Linked DNA regions of Homo sapiens: region 2 is linked to region 1. Evidence: read pairs that join two places in POLR2A ChIA-PET (ENCODE). Cell type or tissue: B cell. All regions are shown on one strand. Links, peaks and the distances in the headings refer to the core of each region. The heading gives the core; the rest is flanking DNA. Region 1 overlaps CRAMP1 (cramped chromatin regulator 1). Region 2 overlaps HAGH (hydroxyacylglutathione hydrolase).

The links. Peaks named below come from ENCODE experiments on the same cell type or tissue, not always from the same donor. Only the 100,000 strongest peaks of a DNase experiment are listed, where the experiment ranks them.
Region 2: POLR2A ChIA-PET joins it to region 1 with 5 read pairs; 2 of 35 experiments call an interaction of 5 or more read pairs at or near these places.

Annotation. Positions count from the first base shown.
Region 1 is chr16:1,617,548-1,628,816 of GRCh38, forward strand. CRAMP1 (cramped chromatin regulator 1) reads left to right here. Exons shown (of 21, transcript NM_020825.4): 3 at 8,426-8,619. Among named protein-coding and RNA genes, the nearest start is that of CRAMP1, 11 kb to the left of the region's middle. RefSeq lists enhancers at 2,875-2,954, 4,381-4,550, 5,266-5,415. In B cell, for the core only: no CTCF peak of the experiment used is centred there; a DNase peak (open chromatin) is centred at 4,524; H3K27ac peaks cover 1,051 bases.
Region 2 is chr16:1,810,117-1,821,385 of GRCh38, forward strand. It overlaps HAGH (hydroxyacylglutathione hydrolase), which reads right to left. Exons shown (of 9, transcript NM_005326.6): 4 at 9,781-9,898; 5 at 8,999-9,107; 6 at 7,052-7,155; 7 at 6,777-6,878. Among named protein-coding and RNA genes, the nearest start is that of HAGH, 11 kb to the right of the region's middle. In B cell, for the core only: no CTCF peak of the experiment used is centred there; a DNase peak (open chromatin) is centred at 2,732.

The DNA.
Region 1 (11,269 bases), core at 1,131-9,130:
TTTTCACTTGGAAATGATGTAACTTCTATTATGCCTAAGGAATACTTAGCTCAATCACTGGCAGTTCCTTTGGTTGATTACTTACTGCCCTGGCCAGTTTCAATCTCAGTGGGCCTGAGACTCTTACAGTGAATTTGGAAGAAAGGACTTGTGGAGAAAAGGAAAGTCTGCTTGTTTGGCTTTTCTGCATGCAAGTGTGTTTTCTTTCTCTGAAGAAGACACTCTTATTGACTTCAATGAAAAATGCTTTTTTTTCTAGTTCAGTTTCAAATTTAAATCTTCTTGCATTGATAAAGCGATGGTAGCTGGGATTTAGTGCCTGTTTGCCAGGCATCTTGCATGTCTGTAATTTTGCTTTTAAATGAGTGCAGAACCTGAAGTAGATTGTTTAAGTCACATGCTCAACCTAAACTCAAGGTAAGCTGCAGACCAGAAATCCCAAAACAGACATTCCTGCAGCTCTAATACACCACCCACGTGACCCTGGGACGCACTGGAGATTTCGGCTTAGAGCCGCAGAAACCATCTGAAAGACATAAGTCAGGAGACAGAGTCCTGATACCTTTCCCTATTTGGCCAGTTCATGATCCAGCTAGCCCTGGGCAAACTAGTCCATCTTTTGGATAAAATAAACACCTGCCTCAGAATCGCTTGAACCCGGGAGGCGGAGGTTGCAGTGAGCCAAGATTGCGCCATTGCACTCCAGCCTGGGCAACAAGGGTGAGACTTAGTCTCTAAATAAATAAATAAATATAAAAATAAACACCTGCCTTAAGTCACAAGGTGTTTTACAGGCACCTGGTGTTTCTGCCATGAAAAATGCATGCAGCTTCAAGATTACAGGACTGCAGGAGGAGGCTGCACAGGCTGGCGGGGTGGGGAGCCTACCTGTGGGGTGAGTAGAAGTCCGGGAATGCTGGTGCTCTGCTGGGGCAGATGGGATGAGAGAACACTGGGGGTGGGGACAGAGAGCCTCTGCTTATTTTGGTCCCCCTCTCACCCCGAAGAACTTCAGTTCCATCAAGGATGGGGAAATGCACCATCTCCAGAATAGGGTAATGTAGTCTGAAGTGACAGTCGTTTGTGTGTAGGAATCGGTAAACGACTGTGCACAATTTACTCTTTATATTTTGTATAATCTGTGGACTGTTTGTAGTTTCTAGATGTTTCAAAAAGATGTCTCATAAGAGATTGTACCTGTAGTCCTAGCTACTCAGGAGGCTGAGGTGGGAGGATCACCTGAGGCTGCTGGTTGGAGGCTGCAGTGAGCTGTGGACATTGCACTCCAGCCTGGGTGACACAACAAGACCCTGTTTCAAAAACAAAACAAAACCAAAAAAGATAAAGTAGGTAAGGCAAAATTTGAACATTGGTTTGAAGGCTGAGCTGCTTTTCAAATACCTGTATACTTTTGGTATTAAAACTAGTTTCTGTGGTGTCTGTTGTTGTGAAGTTGTCTAATGAGGTAGACTTTTCGATTTTCATTTTTGTATCTTATTGTGGCTTATGTAAGGATATAACAGGGAGATGATTCATGATTGCAAAGTCAGAAATGTGAAAATTAACATCGTTGTATAAAGTGGTGTGTAGAAGCTCTTTGTCACATAAGTAACAACAGCGGGGTTTTGTTTTTTGTTTTTGTTTTGTTTTTGAGACGGAGTCTCATTCTGTCGCCTGGGCTTGAGTGCAGTGCTGCGATCTCAACTCACTGCAATCTCCGCCTCACAGGTTCAAGCAATTCTCCTGTCTCAGCCTCCTGAGGAGCTGGGACTACAGGCGCATGCTGCTACACCCGACTAATTTTTTTTATTTTAGTAGAGATGGGGTTTTACCGTATGGCCCAGGCTGGTCTCGAACTCCTGAGCTCAGGTGATCCGCCTGCCTCGGCCTCCCAAAGTGCTAGGATTTCAGGCGTGAGCCACTGCGCCCGGCACAACAGCGTTTTTAACACTAAAGAACCACGTTAGAAACACTGAAAAAAGGAGACATTTCCAGGAGTTTGTAGTTTAGTTGGGATATCTTGCAATACCTACAGGATACAATTAGAAAATCTGCTGGTATTTCATGAAGAGGGCATACGCTTTTATACAAACAGTGGAGTTCTAGTTGTATTTCTCTCAAATATTTGTAGGAGGGGAAAGGGAGAATCTTCAAGAGAGACAGCGCTGGTCAGAGCATGCAGGAGGACGCTGAGCCTTGCAGGCACTGAGGGTGGGAGTCCCGGCAGAGAAGGGGACAGTATGAGTGACTCCCAGAGGGTGTCGTGGAGACCATTAGGTTTTAGGTCAGCTTCAGAACCTGGAAGAGGACATCTCAGAGTCTGGCGACCCTGACCAGGGCTCTTGCAGGCACGCCTGGAGTGTGGACCAGATCTTTAGATTGATGGGACAATGCGAGGTCAGGAGGGGTCCCGGTTTGCTCACCGACTGCCTGTCGTATAGGATGGAGCGACACCACTGCGTGTGCATGACGATGGAGCTGGGTAGGGGAGGCTCAGAACTCATCCGAGATGACACCTTGCCTGCGGCTTGGCTTGCTTGAAGGGTCCCCCCATGTGACCTTGGAGATGGTATCCACCAAGCCCTCACCCACAACTCTGGCTCCAAGACCAGAGCTGCTGGCACCAGCATCTGATGCGATGTCTTGTGTTAGGAGAGGCACGGAATGCCTCAGGAGACTTGGAGGTGGACGCGTTGGACCTCTGCAGTTTCTGCGCCATCCTTGGCCTCCTGGGAAGGGTCCCTGCTGTCTTATGCTGCAGACGTAGGCCATGAGGACGTTTCCCGGTGCTGGGGTTGGGGCACGGTCAAGTCTGGAGATGCCCTTCCACGAGCGGGTGTCGCCAGTGCCTTTCTAGCTGAGAAATGAGTGAAGCATGGGGGAGACGGGTGTGTTCACTGCAGTCCTCTCACCTCCAGACCAGACGCTGACTCCCTCGCAGTTGGTGTTCTGTCACTCTTGATTTTACTATTCCTAACCCTCTGAAGGAAGTTCACCAAACCACAGAAAGAGTGCTCCAGGACAGTGAATTGATGTTAGAGATGATGACAGGGTGTCACTGGGCTTCTGCGTCTGACCTCTCACGTCCAGACAGACATCTTCCAAAGGCCCAGCTCTGGCTGTCTATTAGCCGCGTGCCTTTCGGTGAGTCATTTAACTTCTCACCTTTCCCAGGCTGAGGGAGGGACTTTGAGGTTGGTTTCCCCCACCACGACCCTGATCCTCCAGCTCTGTGACAGGACAGTGTGCGCTGCTTGGCTTTCAGAGCTGTTCTGACGGCACGGCATGGGAAACGCCTGGGTTTGGAGTGAGAAGGTTGCGTGGTTCTTGCTGCCTGGTGACTTCGGGGCTTCTAAAGCCTCAGTTTCCCCCATTTCATTTTTTTTTTTACATGACATAATGCTATTAATAATTTCTGAAAGTTTCCCCATTTCTAAAATGGAGATAACTACCCATTGCGAGGACAGGAAGAAGCAGGGCATTTGAATGCATTTTAAGGTGCCATTTAAATACAGGTTCTGTTACTTCCAGGCCTGCTGGGCACTGAGCAGCTGTGTGGCTTTGTGGGTGACCTACTCAGCCCGTGCCTCAGCTTCCCCAGTTGAAAGATATGGATACTTTTTCTTCTTAAGGTGATATGAAGGGGTGCAGGTGGTGGCATTCCAGACCAACCCAGGACATGTGATGGGGAAGAGGACGTGTTGCAAAGAATAGGTGGTAGGGCCTGTCTGGAGCTAGGTAGAGGGGCCAGCAGCTGGGAGGGTGCGCTGGGGCCACATGGCTGTGCCCTCACTGCACCGTCTGCACAGCAGGCTGTGGCAGGTGCTAGGGGTTTGGGAGACCTGAGAAGAGGCTGTTGAAATTGTCTTACTTGGGCGGCAGAGAGCTGGCTTGGGAAACAGGCGGTGCGGATGGGAAGGGGAAAGCAGGTGGCAGTGTGGCCTCTGGAGAACTGTGGCGCTGACACGGGCTAAGCAGGAAGGTGGGTTCCATTTGGGAGGACCTGGGTCCCAGCAGCCTGGGGTGTGCTGTCTGGGGCTGCCGAGGGGCAGAGGGAGCTTGGGGAGGCCCTTTATCTAGGCTCCGTGGGACCCTGTGCTGTCACTGAGCACTTGCTGTGTGTGAGGCCTGGGACCAGGCTTGGGTGTGGGGAAGTTCCACACGGTTCTTGCTTTCAAAGAGTGCACTGTTGGCGATCCTGCTTCTGCACCCCACTTCCCTGCAGGCTTCTCGATGGTTCTCCTCATTGTGCAGACCACACTCAGCCTCTGTGGGCTCAGCAACAGTCACAGATGGACCTGGCTTTGGCCTTCTGCTTTTCGCTGGGTGTCCTGCACCCAGAGAAGCCCACCTAGTTTTGTTTACATCATCTTACCTTTCCGTCTCTTGCCTTTCTCCTCCCATTTTTCTTGTTGCTTCTCTGTCTTCCCCTTCAGTCATCACCTTCTGTTTTCATCTGAATTTCTCTGAGCTGAGTCAGGTGGCCTCACACAGGCTGTCATCGTATTCTACCAGGTGTCTCTGGTCCCACTTTCTATTTCATTTCGCTTGAGCTGTACTCAGTGAGCCGAGGTCAAGCAGTGAAGCCACTTCTGCATCTGAAATTTTAGGGGTGAACCAGAGGCCACCTTCAGTTTCTGCTCTGAAGTTTGTGATTGTTTTTTAAAAAGCATTCCAAGTTTAGGCCGGGCGCAGTGGCCCATGCCTGTAACCCTAGCACTTTGAGAGGCTGAGGCGGGAGGATTATCTGAGTTCAGGAGCTCGTGACCAGCCTGAGCAACATGGTGAAACCCCGTCTCTACTAAAGTACAAAAAAATTAGCCATTGTGGTGGTGTGCACCCATAATCCCAGCTACTCGAGAGGCTGGGTGCCGGAATTGACTGCCTGGGAGGCAGAGCTTGCAGTAAGCCAGGATTGCACCACTGCACTCCAGCCTGGGTGACAGAGCAAGACTCCTTACACAACAGCAACCAAAAAAGCACTCCAAGTCTAGAATAATGGGCACCAAATATTAGAAAAGGTTACTTGGGGCGATTTGCTTTCTTGTCTGTTTTTTGGGGTTTTCTGTCTGTTTTGTTTTGTAGAGACAAGGTCTCCCTGTGTGGCCCAGGCTGGTCTTGAACTCATGGACTCAAGCAGTCTTCCTACCTCAGCCACCCAAGTAGCTGGGACTGCAGGTGTGTGCCACCACGCCCGGCAGTCTACTTTTTTTTTTTTTTTTTTTCTTTTTTGAGACAGTCTCTCACTCTGTCACCCAGGCTGGAGTGCAGTGGCTAGATCTCAGCTCACTGCAACCTCTGCCTCCCGGTTTCAAGTGATTCTTCTGTCTCAGTATCTGGAGTAGCTGGGACTACTGGTGCACGCCACCACATGGGGCTAATTTTGTATATTTAGTAGAGACAGGGTTTCACCACATTGGCCAGACTGATCTCGAATTCCTGACCTCAAGAGATCCGCCTGCCTCGGCCTCCCAAAGTAGCTGTGATTACAGGCGCCCACCACCACGCCCGGTTAATTTTTGTATTTTTAGTAGAGACAGGGTTTCACCATGTTGTCCAGGCTTGTCTTGAACTCCCAACCTCAGGCCTGCCTTCTTTTCTGAATGTTCATCTTGCTTTACTTTCCTCTACTGAGGATGTGTCATTTTTAAAACATCAGAAGGAAAGGGTGAACCCCTCACACCCAGCCTTGGGCTGCTGGGAGGTGGCCTGCTCCTCTGAGGAGTGAGTGCCGCTTCACCAGCCTCATCAGAGCTGCCTTTACTGTTGTGCCTTCTTTTCACATCTCCTGTGTGCCTTTGCCTCCTCTCCACCTCTGAGAGCCCGTCCAGCTCAGACACTCCATTCTGTTAGCCTTTACTGTTTCACTCTCCTTGTCTTGGATCACCAGTGCTGTGATCCACTAAGATTTAGCAAGACATGTGGATTATGGAATTTTAGGAAATTTATGTCTGTTACTTTTTCAAATATACCTAATGCCAACATGGGCTAGCAAAAATAAACCTGATACGTAACGGCAGGGCTGGTTAGCAAGTTGTGGTCTTGGAAGATGATAGTTTAGCGAGTGTTTCTTAGGAACCTGAAAATGGCTCTGAAAGCCTTTGTTGTGGGTGGTGCAGAGGTGGACAGGCAGTCCTTGCTGAAGTGACTCCACGTGAGGAATCCAGGCTCCTAGTGAGCCAGAGTGCCCTGTATTGAAAAGTTAAGTTTCAAATGGCATCTGTACCTGTCCATCATCTGCGGAAGCACCAGGTTCTGGGGAACCACCTGGTTGATTAAGTCCAGGTTTGGTGAGGAATGGGCAGGGCCAGATAACATGTCAGGCATTTGATTAGCCTGGTTGGTAGCACAGAGCATATGCATACCTGAGTTTTGTTTCTGTTGTCTGTGCAGGCTGGGAATGGAGCAGCCGGAAAGCGGCCTGGGTGGGACACACTTGGAACTCATTGTTTATTCCATGCCAGTGTGTTTTGGGCTGTGAGTGCTGGACATTCAGGTGCAGCACCGTCTGGTAGCTCTCTCTGCAACGATGGCCGCATGTGGACATTGACTACTAGAAATGGGGCTGGCGTGACTGAGAGGCTGAGTTTTTTTTTTTTCTTTTTTAAGTTCTTTTTTTTTTTAAGCCTGAGTCTCACTCTGTTGCCCAGACTGGTGTGCAATGGCACGATCTCTGCTCACTGCAACCTCCACCTCCAAATTTGGAGACAGACCCCCCACCGGGTGAGGCACTGAGCCTCTAGCCTGCGTGTGGCTGCCCAGGCAGGGCCCCCTTCTGGGTCGATGAAGAAGCAGATCTGGATGGAAAAGCCTGTGATTATCTCATTAGGAAATCATTTTTACAATAATCTACATTTGCTTGGCTTTTGCTTTTTTTTTTTTTGGAGACAGGGTCTCGCTCTGCCATCCAGGCTGGAGTGCAGTGGTGCGATCTCGGCTCACTGCAACCTCCACTACCTGGGTTCAAGCAATTCAGTTCTCCTGCCTCAGTCTCCCAAGTAGCTAGGACTACAGGCGTGCACCACCACACCTGGCTAATTTTTTCTTTTTTAGACGCAGTCTTGCTCTGTAGCCAGGCTGGAGTGCAGTGGCGCGATCTCGGCTCACTGCAACCACTGCCTCCCAGGTTCAAACGATTCTCCTGCCTCAGCCCCTCCCGAGTAGCTGGGACTACAGGCGTGTGCCACCATGCCCAGCTAATATTTTTTGTGTTTTTAGTAGAGACGGGGTTTCACAATGTTGGCCAGGTTGGTCTCGATCTCTTGACCTCGTGATCTGCCCACCTCAGCCTCCCACAGTGCTGGGATGACAGGCGTGAGCCACTGCACCTGGCCACGCCTGGCTAATTTTTATATTTTTAGTGGAGATGGGATTTCATCATGTTGCGCATGCTGGTCTCGAACTTTTGGCCTCAAGTGATCCACCCGCCTCAGCCTCCCAAAGTGCTGGGATTACAGGAGTGAGCCACCACGCCTAGCCAGTTTTTGATTTTTAAAGCATTTTTGTTTCAGAGTTTGAAGGTTTCCCAGCTTTTTATGGTCCTGCAGTTCCATAAAAAGAGAACCCTGGTTATCACAGGGATATGCTGACAGTTCCCGCTCCCTCTGCGAGGAGGAACTGAAATGGGTGGGAGGAATGTGTTAGGCCATGAAAAGTTTTTATCTGTGGTCTTTTGACTCCTGCCACATCTCTGCCTCCGGTCTCGGAGGAGCCTGGCCAGGGTTCTCGGTCCACAGCTGGGGAATGAAGCCTCCTCGGGGTCGTCTTGGGCTTTTCCCTCCTTGGTCTCAGAGGACTTGGCATGAGATTGGGAACTGATGCTATAATAGGATTTGCAAGGTTATCAGGTCATTCTCAGAACACTACGTTTTTTTGGTGGACATTGATTGAGGGTAAGGAATTTTAAGACTAAAGATTCTTAGGCGTTGGACAGTTCATATTCTGAAGCACTGATTTTATCTAAAAGAAGGTGGTGTTTTACACGTTTGTTTCCTTGAGTTTGAATCTCAACCTACTTATTTGAAAAGATGTTAAGAATATTTAACCAAAAACCTCATTTACAAAAGAAATACGCATGAAATGTGATGTGAGGCTTCATTTTGCAGAGGGAAGGGATCTCTGTCTCCATTGTGGACAGGGCGTCTTAGGCTGCAGCGTCATTGTGCTGTTACATGGTTCCACATAAAATCTTGCTCCTTTTCTAACTGTAAAAACATTTGAGGGTCATTTGGCCAGGTAAAGATCCTGGCAGTCCTAAGCAGCCTCGCTGGTGCCGTGGGTCCTGGGTGCTGCCTGCCAGCATCCTCGGTTGAGGAGTGTGGAGTGGGACCTCAGGGCAGTGGGCCCTTCCCTCCCACCGGCCCTCTACCCTGCCCAGCCCGCCAGCTTTCTGGAACAGATCACTGTACGGTGCTTTCTCTCCAAGGAGCTGAAGGTGGTGGATCATCGTCTGGAAATGTGTCTGGGGTTGCCCCTGCTGCCCCTGCAGGGGGCTCGCGCTCCTCCTCCCGGAACTTAGGGTCTTCTGGTGGCGAGAAGGAAGAAGGCAAAAAGGTCCGGCGGCAGTGGGAGTCGTGGAGCACAGAGGACAAGAACACCTTCTTCGAGGGGCTGTACGAGGTGAGTAGGCTGTGGAGGCACGGCCAGGCAGCCTGGGCGTCCCTCTCGGATCCCTGCCCTCCGTTCCCCGTGCTTCCTCTTTGCTGTTAGATTCTAGAACGCAGATTCCTGGGCGACCCCCGCAGTGGCGGAGGCTGATGTGGGCTCTAGCCTTGCCCACTGACCTTGGCTGTTTTATCTCCTCATTGAGATTTTAGAAGCTAGTACTGGTGAGGTGTCTGTGAGGAGGTGTTTTTGTGTGTTTCCTTCATTTCCTTTTGGATATTCTCACCCCTTGTCTCTCAAAGATGTTCTTGACTGAAGGCCCTCTTGTTTCAGGGCTTTCCCTTTGTGCTGAGTGGGCTGATTTAGGCGGGATGGCCTCTTGAGGGGAGGCACAAGGCGGTGCTTGTCTCGGGGGTCAGTGTAGCTGAGAAACCTCACGAGATGTTGCTGCTGACTTGGGACAAAATGGAAAGTCCTAAAAATAGAGAGAAGCCACTCCCTGACCCCACCGCCCAGTGAATGCCCGTGCTCCCTGCTGGCCAGTTTCACCTGCATTATTGTTTTCTAAATCCTTGTAATTATTGTGAGCATACTTTTTAATTAACATTGCTTGCATTTTTCACGGTGTTTCATAGCTCTTTTGCTCTGTATTTTTTTTTAACGCCTGTAAATATTCTCCTTGCCTGTGTGCTCACTGTGTGCTTTTGTAAAAACATCATATTGGAGCACAGCCATGGCCAGGGTCGATGTACTGTCTGCGGCTGATGCCACTGCAGTGGCATAGTTGAAGAGCTGCACCAGACAGGGTGGCCCTTGAGGCCCTGGCCAGCCACTGCTCTGCTTGGCCATTCCTGTGTGGTCAAGGATGACTGAGATCCTTCCAGATTCTGTTGTCGTAAGTAACGCTGTGGTGAACATCGGTGTGCACGCTTCATACTTTAGACTGCTTCTTTGGCATACAGTATTAGAATTAGGTTCGTGATCGGTGAGCCTTGTTCTTTTTTTTTTTTTGGAGATGGAATCTCACTCTGTTGCCCAGGCTGGAGCGCAGTGGTGCAATCTGGGCTCACTGCAACCCCCGCCTCCTTGGTTCAAGCAATTCTCGTGCCTCAGCCTCCTGAGTAACTGAGACTATAGGCACACGCCGCCACACCCAGCTAATTTTTTGTATTTTAGTTGAGACGGAGTTTCACCGTGTTGCCTGGGCTGGTCTCGAACTCCTGAGCTCAGGCAATCTGCCCACTTTGGCCTCCCAGGAGCCTTGTTCTTTTAATAGCTAATTAATTGGGGTGATGGAGAAGTCTTGTCAAGCCTGGGAAGCAGAATGCTCAAGAAAGAAATGGAGGCTCTGGAATGAGATGTTTAGAGAGGCATTAGAAAAGGAGACACTCGTAAATGTGGGCATGAGACTTGAGTACGGTGCATGCTGTGGCCAGGGTCGCTCCCGCCCTGGGCTGCAGGTTAGGTTCTGCCCACCCCAGGTGGACCGGACTGCCGTGGCAGTGTGGCTTGATTCTGATTGTCCAAAGAGAAGTGTGCATGAGTCCCATTGCAGTAGATATGAAGCCATTTAAACACATTCGTGTGTTCCTTTTCTTCCCTTGGAGGGTTCTAGAGTACAGCAAGGAGGCTGGTTTTGTGTAGATTCAAGCCCCAAATCGTGCCTTTAAGCTGTTTGTTGGTCTTGGAGGACCTGCGATTCCTGGAATGTTTTCAGAATCAGCAACCATTGCTGATTTTTGCCTGAAACAATTACTCCTGTGGTGTGGCCCTTCCTCCTTGGCAAGACTGTAGCCTCTGCAAGAGGGTCTGGGTGCCTGGGAGCAGGAGATGTGGTTGTCCATTAAAGGTAGCAGAGGAGGAGTTCCTTGTTAATGATCCACCCTTTACCCTTATTCAAGCAGTTCAGTTCGTGTCCTTCCCATTGGGTTAAGCTGCTCATTAGAGTTTTTCTATCGGGTAGATGCTTTTTGAGGATTCTGAAATCCTGAATTAGTAATAATAATTAATAGTTGGCTGTTCTGATCATGTAATGCTTTCTGCTGTGGGTTCTCTGTATCTGAGTTTGTATATGAGAAAGAGCGAGGGCAAGAGAAAGGACTTTTTGTTTGTTTGTTTTGAAACGGAGTTTCGCTCTTGTTGCTCAGGCTGGAGCGCAGTGGCACGATCTTGGCTAAATGCAGCCTCCACCTCCTGGGTTAAAGCGATTCTCCTGCTTCAGCCTCCTGAGTAGCTGGGATCACAGGTGCCCGCCACCACACCCGGCTAATTTTTGTATTTTTATTACAGACCGAGTTTCGCCACGTTGGTCAGGCTGGTCTTGAACTCCTGACCTCGGGTGATCCACCTGCCCCAGCCTCCTGAAGTGCTGGGATTACAGGCATGAGTCACCGCACCTGGCCTAACACGTTTCATTTCTGCATTGTGTGTCTCATCAAAACTAGGTGGCCTTCTGGTGGGGTCTTGATGTGTGGCTGACTGGCCGGTGGCAGGTGTGACTGTGAACCCTCAAGCTGTGGGGTGACGGTGACTGGGCACAGGCCTCTGCTCTGAGAAGTGCGGCTTCTGCCATGTTGTCATGGCCACCGCTGCCTTTTTGATGCCTCCCTGGGAGGGGTGCAGCAAGGCTGGCTGGGGCCTGATTGGATGCAGGGACCCCACCGCC
Region 2 (11,269 bases), core at 20-8,019, 190 kb after region 1:
GTGCTACTGCCCTCCAGCCTGGGTGACAGCGACATCACGTCTCAAAAAATGCTTCAGAACACCTCCTGGTAACCTTAGGACACTGCCCGACTGACAAGGCTGAGAAGGCAAGGTGAGCAGAGCCCGGCGGGTGTGCGCGTGTGGAAGAGGGAAGAGAAGCCAGCGTCCGGGATGAGCCACACATCCGCCTTCCCGCACCGGCCTGGAGAGGACGACAGGGACGGAGCTTCCTTTTCATTCACATGGTTTACATTTCACATTATGGAGGTAACAGCAATGCAGGAGACACAGAAAAGAAACCGCCACAGCTGCAGCCTCACAGCAAGCACGGGGAGGAGGGGCACAGGGACCAGCAGCAGGGGAGGCCACCCAAGCCCCTGCAGGCAGGCAGCTGGTCACCTCCTCTCGAGATGGAGATGGTCTCCCTTCCGACCAGCACTGACCAGGGCAGATGGGGTGGGGGCGGGGGGAGGAGAATGCAAACCCAGCCACGGGGCCAACAGTTAGCAGGAAAACACAGGGCGGCAACAGCGGGGTCTCCACACAGCCCCGGCCCTTCTACCGCAGCCGCACCAGGAGGGCCTCAGGGCAGAGCTCTGACAGAAGCTGCTGGTGCCCACGCACAGGCTCAAGACCACCGCGCCTCACCCCCGAGGTTCCCCACCCGCTATGGGCAGTGGTGTCGGTGAGTGACTCTTCAGCTGGTAGAGCTGCACCAAGCGGGGGTCTGGTAGATGCCAAGATGGTTTCTCACTAATCTGTTCTTCCCTTCTGGCGAAAAGAATCTGAGAATGTTTTAAAATATTCCCTGTGTTCCCACCAACATTCTCAATCCTAAGAAATCTCCCTCTGCCTCCTACGAGGGAAGCAAAGTTAACACTTCTAAGGAGACCTTTAAAACAGAGGAAGTACAAATTGTCATAAGCTTTTAGGTTACCTATTAAAACGAGTTTTAATGTTCTAGCTATTTTTCCTACAAAGTACGAAGCATTTAAAGACAAAAATAAGGTCAGTCAGCCGAGCGCAGTGGCTCACGCCTGTAATCCTAACACTTTGGGAGGCCGAGGTGGGTGGATTGCCTGAACTCAGGAGTTCGAGACCAGCCTGGGCAACACGGTGAAACCCCATCTCTACTAAAATAGAAAAAATCAGCCGGGTGTGGTGGCGGGTGCCTGTAATCCCAGCTACTGGAGAAGCTGAGGCAGGAGAATCACTTGAACCCAGGAGGTGGAGGCTGCAGCGAGCCAAGACCATGCCACTGCACTCCAGCCTGGGCAGCAGAGCAAGACACTGTCTCCCAAAGAAAGAACAACAGGCCGGGCGCGGTTGCTCACACCTGTAATCCCAGCACTGGGGGAGGCTGAGGCAGGTGGATCACCTGAGGTCAGGAGTTTGAGACCGGCCTGGCCAACATGGTGAAACCCCGTCTCTACTAAAAATACAAAAATTAGCCAGACGTGGTGGCACATGTCTGTAATTCCAGCTACTTGGGAGGCTGAGGCAGGAGAATCGCTTGAACCCGGGAGGCGGAGGCTGCAGTAGTGAGCCGAGATCGCACCACTGCACTCCAGCTTGGGTGACAGAGTGAGACTCTGCCTCAAAAAAATAAAAATAAAAAAATAAGGTCAGTCCTTGCAGCACAGCTCAGAAGAGCTCCACCTCGTGTGGGTTCTGGACTCCAGGGTGCAAAAGGAGTTGAAAACTCTCAACGTCCCTCCTATGGGGATTGGTAAAATGATTTATGGGTGACACCCACGCAATAGTATATTTTACACCTATCAAAAAGAATGAGGCCGGGTGTGGTTGGCACATGCCTGTAATCCCAGCACTTTGGGAGGCCAAGGCAGGAGGATCACTTGAGCCCAGAAGTTCAAGACCAGCCTAGGCAACATCGTGTAAACCCCCTCTCTACCAAAAATACAAAAATTAACCAAGCATGATGGCACAGGCCTGTAGTCCCAGGTACGGGAGACTGAGGCAGCAGAATCGCCTGAACCCAGGAGGCGGAGGTTGCAGTGAGCCGAGATTGTGCCACTGCACTCCAGCCTGGGCAGCAGAGCAAGACGCTGTCTCTCCCCAACCAAAAAAAAAAAAAAAAAGAATGACAGGCCAGGCACAGTGGCTCACGCCTGTAATCCCAGCACTTTGGGAGGCTGAGGCGGGCAGATCACGAAGTCAGGAGTTTGAGATCAGCCTGGCCAACATGGTAAAACCCCATCTCTACTAAAAATATAAAAATTACCCAGGCATGGTGGCACATGCCTGTAGTCCCAGCTACTTGGGAGGCTGAGGCATGAGAATCGCTTGAACCCGGGAGGCAGGGGTTGCGGTGAGCCGAGATCGCGCCATTGCACTCCAGCCTGGGCGGCAAGAGCGAAACGCTGTCTCAAAAAAAAAAAAAAACAAAAAAAAAACACACAAATTGTCAAAATCAGGAATGAAAGCAGGAATATCATTACAGATCCAGCAGACATTTGGGGGGTGGGAGTTCATACTAAGTTTTAAAACTATACAAATTCCAAAAATAAAATACAGGAGAAAATTTTTTGACCTTGGGATAAACAAAGATTTCTTAGATGGGAGACAAAAAAGAATGAAGCATAAAAGAATCTATTGGACTTCATTAAAATTAAAAATGTTGGCTCAAAAGATACTGCTAAGAAAACCAGAGGCCGCAGAATGGGAGGCGCCCTGCAGGAGGCGGCCTCTCACCAGGGACTGGGCTCCAGCACCTCCTTTCAAACGGCTGGCTCCACCGCGTGGGCTGGCTCCACCGTGTGGTGTGCCGAAAGACACGGACCAGCTGGTGTGCCCACGCCTTCCCAGCAGGAAAGCAAACACCACAAGCACCGGGGAAGGGGAGTTTGGCAGTTTCTTTAAAAGTCAAACACACCTCCCGTCCAGCCCGGCCACTCCCTTCTCCTGGGTGTTCACACGGGGCTGCGGCTGGGATGTCCATCCCTCCAAACGCATGCTCAAATCTGATCCCCAATTAATGGAGGTGTTTGGATCATGGGGGGAATCCTTTGTGAACGGCTTGGTGCCCTGCTCCAAGTGCGAGTTTTTGCTGTTAGTTCCCACAGGATCTGGTTGTTTAAAAGAAACTTTTGCCTCCCCCACTCTCTCCTTCCTCTGGCCACATGCTTCACACCCACCAGCTCCTTTCGCCTTCTGCCATGAGCAGAAGCAGCCTGAGGCCTCACCAGGTGCAGACGCCCAGGCCATGCTGCTTATATAGCCTGCATAACCATGAGCCACATAAACCTCCTTTTATAAGTCACCCGGCCTCAAGTATTCCTTTATAGCAACACCACACAGACTAAGACACCCAGGAAGTTAATACGCATCCACTGTATTTATAACTAGTATCAACAAATAATCATGACCAGAAGTGCTTAGGGATCCATTTAGTAACACGTGCAAGACCTTGAACACGCAAATTTCAAAACACTGCTGAGAAAAGCTAAAGACATTCATAGATGGAAAGCTCACAGAAACACTCAATGTTAAGATCGCAATTCTCGCCACATCAGTTATCACAACAGTCCCAATCAGCAGCCAGGCTAGCTTTTCTGATAGAAGTTCACGAGATGATTCTGAAAACGGAAATGTAAAAGGCTTAAAACAACTAAAACCATTTTGAAAAAGAACACTGGAGGATTCACACATACCAGTGCCAAGACTCAGCACAGAGTTACAGTCATCAAGGTGCTGTCCTCGGACACCGTGGCAAGTCATAGAGACCAACGAAACAGAGCAGAGACCAGAAGCAGACTCGGGCATAGAGGGCCCATTCTTTTCAGAAAGGTGCCAAGGCAATCCAGGGAGGAAAGGACAGTCCTTCGACAGACAGCCCTGAACACCTCGGGATCACACTGCGAGAGGGTGAACCTCTACCCTCACCTCGCACCACACACAAACACCATCTTGAAAGGGAACACTGTAAATTGTTTGTAAATATAAAAGCTAAGACTTTAAAACTTCTAGGAAGAAACACAGGAGAAAGTCTTTGTGAGCTAAGGGTATGCAAAGATATCTTAGAAAGGGCACAAGAAACATAAAAGAAAAATTGAGTAGGCCGGGCGCAGTGGCTCACATCTGTAATCCCAGCACTTTTGGAGCCCAAGGTGGGCAGATCACCTGAGGTCAGGAGTTCGAGTCCAGCCTGATCAACATGGAGAAACCCCATCTCTACTAAAAATACAAAATTAACCGGGTGTGGTGGTGCATGCCTGTAATCCCAGCTACTCGGGAGGCTGAGGCAGGAGAATCGCTTAAACCCAGGAGGTGGATGTTGCGGTGAGCTGAGATCGCGCCGCTGCACTCCAGCCTGGGCAACAAGAGTGAAACTCCGTCTCAAAAAAAAAAAAAAGAAACAAACAAAAAATAAGTAAATGGAACTTCACCAAAACTATAAACTATTTTCCAAAAGACAATGTTAAGAAAATGAAAAGGCAAGCCATGAGCTGGGAGAGAAAAACATCTTTTAAATATATATCTCAGCTGGGCGTGGTGGGTCACGCCTGTAATCCCAGCACTTTGGGAGGCCGAGGCGGGTGGATCACGAGGTCAGGAGATCGAGACCTTCCTGGATAACACGGTGAAACCCATCTCTACTAAAAATACAAAAAATTAGCTGGGCGTGGTGACGGGCACCTGTAGTCCCAGCTACTTGGGAGGCTGAGGCAGGAGAATGGCTTGAACCCGGGAGGCAGAGCTTGCAGTGAGATGAGATCACACCACTGCACTCCAGCCTGGGCGACAGAGCAAGACTTTGTCTCAAAAAACAAACAAATAAATATATATATGTATATACACACACACACACACACACACACACATATATATATATATCTCACAAAGACTTGTTTCCAGATGATATAAGGAACTCTTACAAGAGCAGCCCAACAGGCCAAACCCAATATTTAAAATGGACAAAAGATTGAACATAAACTTCATGAGAAGGCATCCAAAGGCCGACACACATGAAAAGATGGTCACATGGGGAAATCCACATTTTAAAGGCAGTGAGACGCCACCACAGGCAAGTTAGAATGGCAAAAATTGGAGAGACCGACAACACCAAGCAGTGCTGGCACAGCATGGAGGCCCCGGAACTCAAGCATTGGTGGGGGACTGTAGAACAGTACAACCATTTTTGGAAAACGGTTCACACCTTTAACCACACAACACAGCAATTCCACTCTTAGGTAGTATCCAAGAGCAATAAAAACATGTTCACAAAAGACTTGTACACAAATGTCCATAGCAGCTTTATTCAAATAGCAAAAAACTGGAAACAGACAAATGCATAAACAAATTGTAGCATTTCCACACAATGGGCTACTCAGAAGCAAAGAGCGTGGCTGACCCTCACCAACATCAGCGGGGCCGAGAATGCCACAGAGATGACGGAGCAATGAGATTCTGTTCATGGGAAACTAGAAAGTGACCTGAGGTCACAGCAGAGCAACAGCTGGCGGGGACGCCACATGGGAGGGACACAGGAGCCTTTGGGGTAGTGGTAAGTTCCACATCTGGACTGTGGAGGGGATTACACAAGTGCAAACATCATCAACATTCCTCAAACTGCAATCTGTCCACTCAAGACAGACACACGGGCCAGGTGACGTGGCTCACGCCTGTAATCTCAGCACTTTGGGAGGCCAAGGCAGGCGGATTACCTGAAGTCAGGAGTTCAAGACGAGCCTGGCCAACATGGCAAAACCCTATCTCTACTAAAAGTAGAAAAATTAGCTGGGCGTGTTGGCTGGCGCCTGTAATCCCAGCTACTCAAGAGGCTGAGGCAGGGAGAATTTTTTTTTTTTTTTTTTTTTTTTTTTGAGACGGAGTCTCGCTCTGTCACCAGGCTGGAGCGCAGTGGAGCGATCTTGGCTCACTGCAACCTCTGCCTCCTGGGTTCAAGCGATTCTCCTGCCTCAGCCTCCTGAGTAGTTGGGATTACAAGCGTGAGCCACCACGCCCGGCCAGCAGGGAGAATTTCTTGAACCCGGGAGGTGCTGGTTGCAGTGAGCCGAGATTACGCCACTGTACTCCAGCCTGGGCGACAGAGGGAGACTCCGTCTCAAAAAAAAATTAAAAAAAAAAAAAAGATGAGTATTTATGATTCATCTGATTTAGAGTTGGAATTTGCATGAGTAAATACTGTAAAATAATGTTAACCTCTACTCTAAGAAATTGAAAAAGATGCTCAAAAAACCGGGTGATTTATTTAAAACAACCCTGTCAGAGGCAGCGACTCTCACTCCACTCAGCAGAGGGAGCCCACGCCTGAGACCACCCAGGCGTGCGTGCTTGTGACACCGTTTCCAGTGAATTCGGGGAAACACACCCCTGGAGAACCCCGTCCTGCTCCTGGCAGACTTTGGCCCAGCTGGCCTGGGCTACGCCATGGAGGCTCACGTGGGGCCACCGTGGAGATAAGAGTCCTTTGGACACAGAGCCACGTTCTGTGGCCTGGAGAGCCAGCAGAGCCACGTGCTGCCAGCCTGACCCTACTGCTCAGAATGTGGGAACAGGCTGGGCGCTTTTTACACACGCAGCGTCTGAGGCCTACTCCAGACCCTCCGAGGCAGAGGGATCTCCATAGAACCCCTGGGTTTGCCGTGCAGGGCGAGCTGGGCCACACTGGCCTGAATCCCAGGCCTGCTCTCTGGGCTCAGAGTGTGAGTGTCTACCCACTCTGGCGACCCCGCTGTGCACAGCGGCCCTGAGCAGCCCACAGGAAGGCACTGCGCAGTGACGGCCCCACTCACCTTGGCCCAGGCCAGCTTCTCCCGGATGGCGGCATTGCCGGGCTCCACGTGGCGTGCAAACTTGAGGTTGTTGATGGTGTACTCGTGGCCACAGTAGACTCTCTGAGGAGAGAGGTGACAGGTGAGCTCGGAAGGCTGTTACCACCTGTGAAAGTCCTCAGGGACGGGACCTGGATGCCCCCGGGGGGTGTCCGGTGAGAGGGTGCCAGGAGGGAGAGCAGCCCCGCCCTGGTTAAGGCCCCCCACACCCCGGCCCGCAGGGAGGCGCTGCCTACTGTGTCCGGGGGGAGCCGGCCCAAGACCTCCAGCAGAGCTTTACACATCTCATCCGCAGTCCCTTCATAGAACTTCCCGCAGCCAGCCACAAACAAGGTGTCACCTGGAAACAAGGACAGCCACGAGGTGGGGGCCACTTGAGGCTGGTGGCTAGGACTCAGGAGGGGGCCAGGAGCAGGGTGACACTCACCGGCAAGGCCCAGGCCCCGAACCCTGGCTGCCCTCCGGCCACGGCTGCCCAGACTCAGCCCCCCTGCATTCCGGCTCCCACATCTCCTTCCAAGTCTCAGCTGACAGTCCAACCACCCAACTGGCCGAGCAGACCCGAAACCCAAGTCACTCCTCCCTCACTGCCCCCAATCCCACCAACTGTGGCTCTGAGACCCTCACAAATCCAGCCCTCTCCCCAAACACGCAGCAGCCCCTCTCAGGCCCATGCCTGGCTCCCATCTTCCCTTGGCCCCAGCAGCCAGCGCCACCCTGTGACCAAGGTCTCACCACCCTGGCTGAGCTGAGCGGGACCACCTCTCACCCATGGCGGAAGATGCGGCCCACACCGCTGGGCACCTCAGGCGCACCCAGGCTCCTTCCGGCCTCGGCCTCAGGACGGCATCCCCACCCCATCACTGCCCAGGCCTCTGTCCCCGCTTGCCCTCCTCTTGCTGCTTCGCGGCTGTCCTGGCCTCGCTGACCTCACGTGGCCGTCTGCCCCAGAAACAGGGCAGTCCCCTGAGAGGAGGGTGCCCAGCACCCAGCACAGTGGAGGCCGCCCCACTTCTCACCACCTGGGGCAGAGAAGCATGCAGCGGTGCTGGGCACAGGCCAAGGCCAGGAGTCCTTCTGGGCACGAGAGATGGGAATGGACGGTGGGGAGCCTGTTCCCCTGAAGGGCCCTAGACCTCGAGTCTGAGGACCAGCAGGAGGCCATGGAGTCCCCAGAGATAGGGAAGGGCAGACAGAGGCGAACTTGGGGCCTGGGGCTTCTGCTCCACAGGGCTGTCCTTGCGCCAGGCACACAGCCCAGGAGGCACAGGTGAGACCCAGGGACTCCGTGCTCGCTGCCCTGAGAAGAATCCTAAATCTGAGGTCCCCAACTCCATCCCTCCCACACCGGCACCACCCAGGCTCATCCCCCAGCCCTGCGCACTGCAGCCTGAAGGCACCTTATCCCTCACAGCGAGGCGCCCGTCCCTCCCGCCATGCCCTCCGCCCTCCTCTGGGGCTCCCTGGCCACACCTTCTCCCTGCACCCCTGGTTTGACTCCACCCAGGGGTCCGAGTGTGGCCCTGGGTCACTCCCACCTGGGTTCAAGGCTGGGGCTGCCACCTCCCACCAGGAGGCCTCCCAGCCGTACAAGGCCCACATCGAGTCACCGGGTGAAACCCCGCACTGTGAGGCCAGTCGGGACAAGGCCACAGTAACAAGCACGGGAGGCAGCCCCCACCACCAGCAGCCTCCGCACCGCCTTAGAAGGCCGCAGCCATGAAGGGCCCGGCCTACAGTGAGGCCGTCCCCCGGCCATATGACCTCCACAGGTGGCTCCACAGGTCTGCAACCACCCTGGGAGGCAGGCAGGGCCCCCAGACTAGCACAGGTCCCTGAGTCCACACTACGGCATCAAGGAACACAGCCCCAGGGCTGAGCCACCCCTCGCCCTGCTGGAAGAAACTGACTCCTTTCCCGTGGGACCCGCCCGGACCCCAGCTGTCCAGCAGTCTCCGCCAGCACAGCCCTTGCTGCAAGCGTAACTTCCTTCCAGACCACGATCCAAACCCATCATGGGAGGAATCGGCCAGCCCCACCATGAGGCTCCCCAGCACCCACCCCTGGGCCCCCTCACACCGGTGCAACAGAGAAGGCCACGAAGCTGCCCCGTGAGCCTGCCTGGCAGGAGACACAGGGTCTTCACGAAGAACCCCCGCCCCCACCCACACTCGAACACGCACCTGTGAACACGGCAGGGGGCTCCGAGCCTCCGGGCTTGCTCACGAAGTAACAAATGTGTCCTGAAGTGTGGCACGGGGTCGCCAGGCACTTGACGTTCAGAGACCCCACCTTCAACAAAGCAGGCGACCGCGTGTGCTCCCAGACACCCTGGAGAGCCATCTCCCGGGGTCACGGCGCGCCGCCTGGGCCCTACTGGGCCTCCTCAGCTCTGAGGGAAATGCCCGTGAAGGTGGGGCAGGTGCTCCCCACCACGGGACTGGGGGACTCGCTCACTCCATGGGTGCGCCCCAAGTGCAGGGCCACCCTGGAACAAGAGCGTGTAAAAAACCAAGGGGCTTGTTTCCTCCTTCAAAACTGGGCCAAATCCACGCTCGCCGTCTGGCTAGGAAAGACGGCTTTCCTTCCCACACATGGCCTTTTGTTTTCCTGTCCCCATCTGCCCCAATTCTTTACTTCAAAAATGTTCACACCCTCAAAAAGGCTGAAGACACCCTCGCAGGGCCCTCCCACCTGTGTGCTGTGCTCTGGCACCAAGACCCTGCCCACATGGCCCGCTCCCCAGGGTCTCAGAGCCCTGCTTCACAGCCCCGCACACAGCCGCGTTTTGCACACTCCTCTCCTTGTGCCTAGACAGAGAAGACCATCCACGCTGCCACAGAGGACCACTGAGAGCACTCCCGGGTCACTGGGGTAAGGGAGCAGAGAGAATGCGGGGAGGGACCCCCCTCCCCCACGCTCCTGACAGGGCCACGCTGGAGCACCTCCAGGGCTCACTCCTTACCTGCAGTGTGGACAGGTGAGTGATCTTGTGAGTCAGGGCCCCGATACGGTCGTCACCCCCGTACACCTTCAGTCCCGACTCCAGCTTGACCAGTTTCTCATTCCCGCCAGCATGGTCCCTAGAAGTCAAACAGGAGACCTGGGCTGCCTGCTGAGCTGAGGGGGCTGCCTGCTGAGCTGAGGGGGCTGCCTGCTGAGCTGAGGGGCTGCCTGCTGCTCTTAAACCCTAGTCAAACGCAACACTTATTTTCCACTCACAAAGGAAACCGAGGAAGCAAATCACAGACACCTGGATGATCCTGTGGCCAGGGTTCCGAGCGTGGGGGCCTGGGGTTACCACCTGCACGTCTTTACAAAGCACCACCTGGTTCCCACCCCCACATCCTAGGGCAGTGGGTCTGGGGCGTGGCCTGGGGGTGGATTTCTTGTCCTGGTGCAGTGGGTCTGGGGAGAGGCCTGGGGTGGATTTCTTGTCCTGGTGCAGTGGGTCCAGGGCATGGCCTGGGGGTGGATTTTTGATTTTTGAAGGCCCCCAGGTGATCCTGATGTGCTGCCCAGTTTGTGGCCCGACACTCTGGCAGGAGATCAAACTGTTCAGCATGGGAATCACCTGGGTGCGTCTGGGATGAGCAGCTGGCCCTAGACGCGGCCTGTCTGCAGGGGAGGCCAGCCTGGGCCAGCTCCAGCAGGTGGAGGTGCCTCCTACGCGCCCAGGTTTCCCCAGGGGAGCCTGCCTGACCCGCAGTTCAGAAAGGGGCGGTTGAAGGGGCCCTTCCCGGGTCTCACATGATATCACAGACTCCTTCGTGTGCCTCCCATGAAGACTCCAGCAACCACACCAGAAACCGCCTGCCTTGGCACCACTGGGCCCCAAGATAACAGGGTGGAGTGGTGGCCGCTGCCCTCTGCCCCTCCCACCCTTCAGGAGGGCGCGGCACCACAGGCCTTGGTCTGCCCATCACCACCCACCATCGGTGAGCAAACCCCACCCCGCTGAAGCTATGGCCTGGCTTAGGACTTCACGTGTCGGCATGAATGTTAGAGGGGCCGGGGAACTAAAAAGCACCACAGTGTTAGAAAGAGACGTCTGCGGCGAGGCCGGGAGAGGCAGGGAGCTGCAGCAAGCTGTGATGTGCCAGGCAGCCACACAGAGGCCACCACCAGGGTCCCCAGGAGGAGGCATGGTGGCAGCAAGGGCCTCGCACGACAGGCAGGCCAACGTGCTGAGAGACAGCAGCTCAGCCACACAGGACAAGGGCCAGGGAGGCTGCAGGCACCGCCCCTCAAGCCCAGGTCCCTGCACGGACACCTCTGATGACCCCGAAGAGGCTCGAGGGGCCCAACTCACAGAGCCTGAGACTCTCCAGGCCTAAGTCCAGCTGCGTGTGAACCATGACGCTTCCATCAAACCTTGGCCAAGCCACCAGCACAGCGCTCCCACCACCAAGGAGAGGACCAAAGGCTTCATTTCACCCCAACACAGAGGCTGG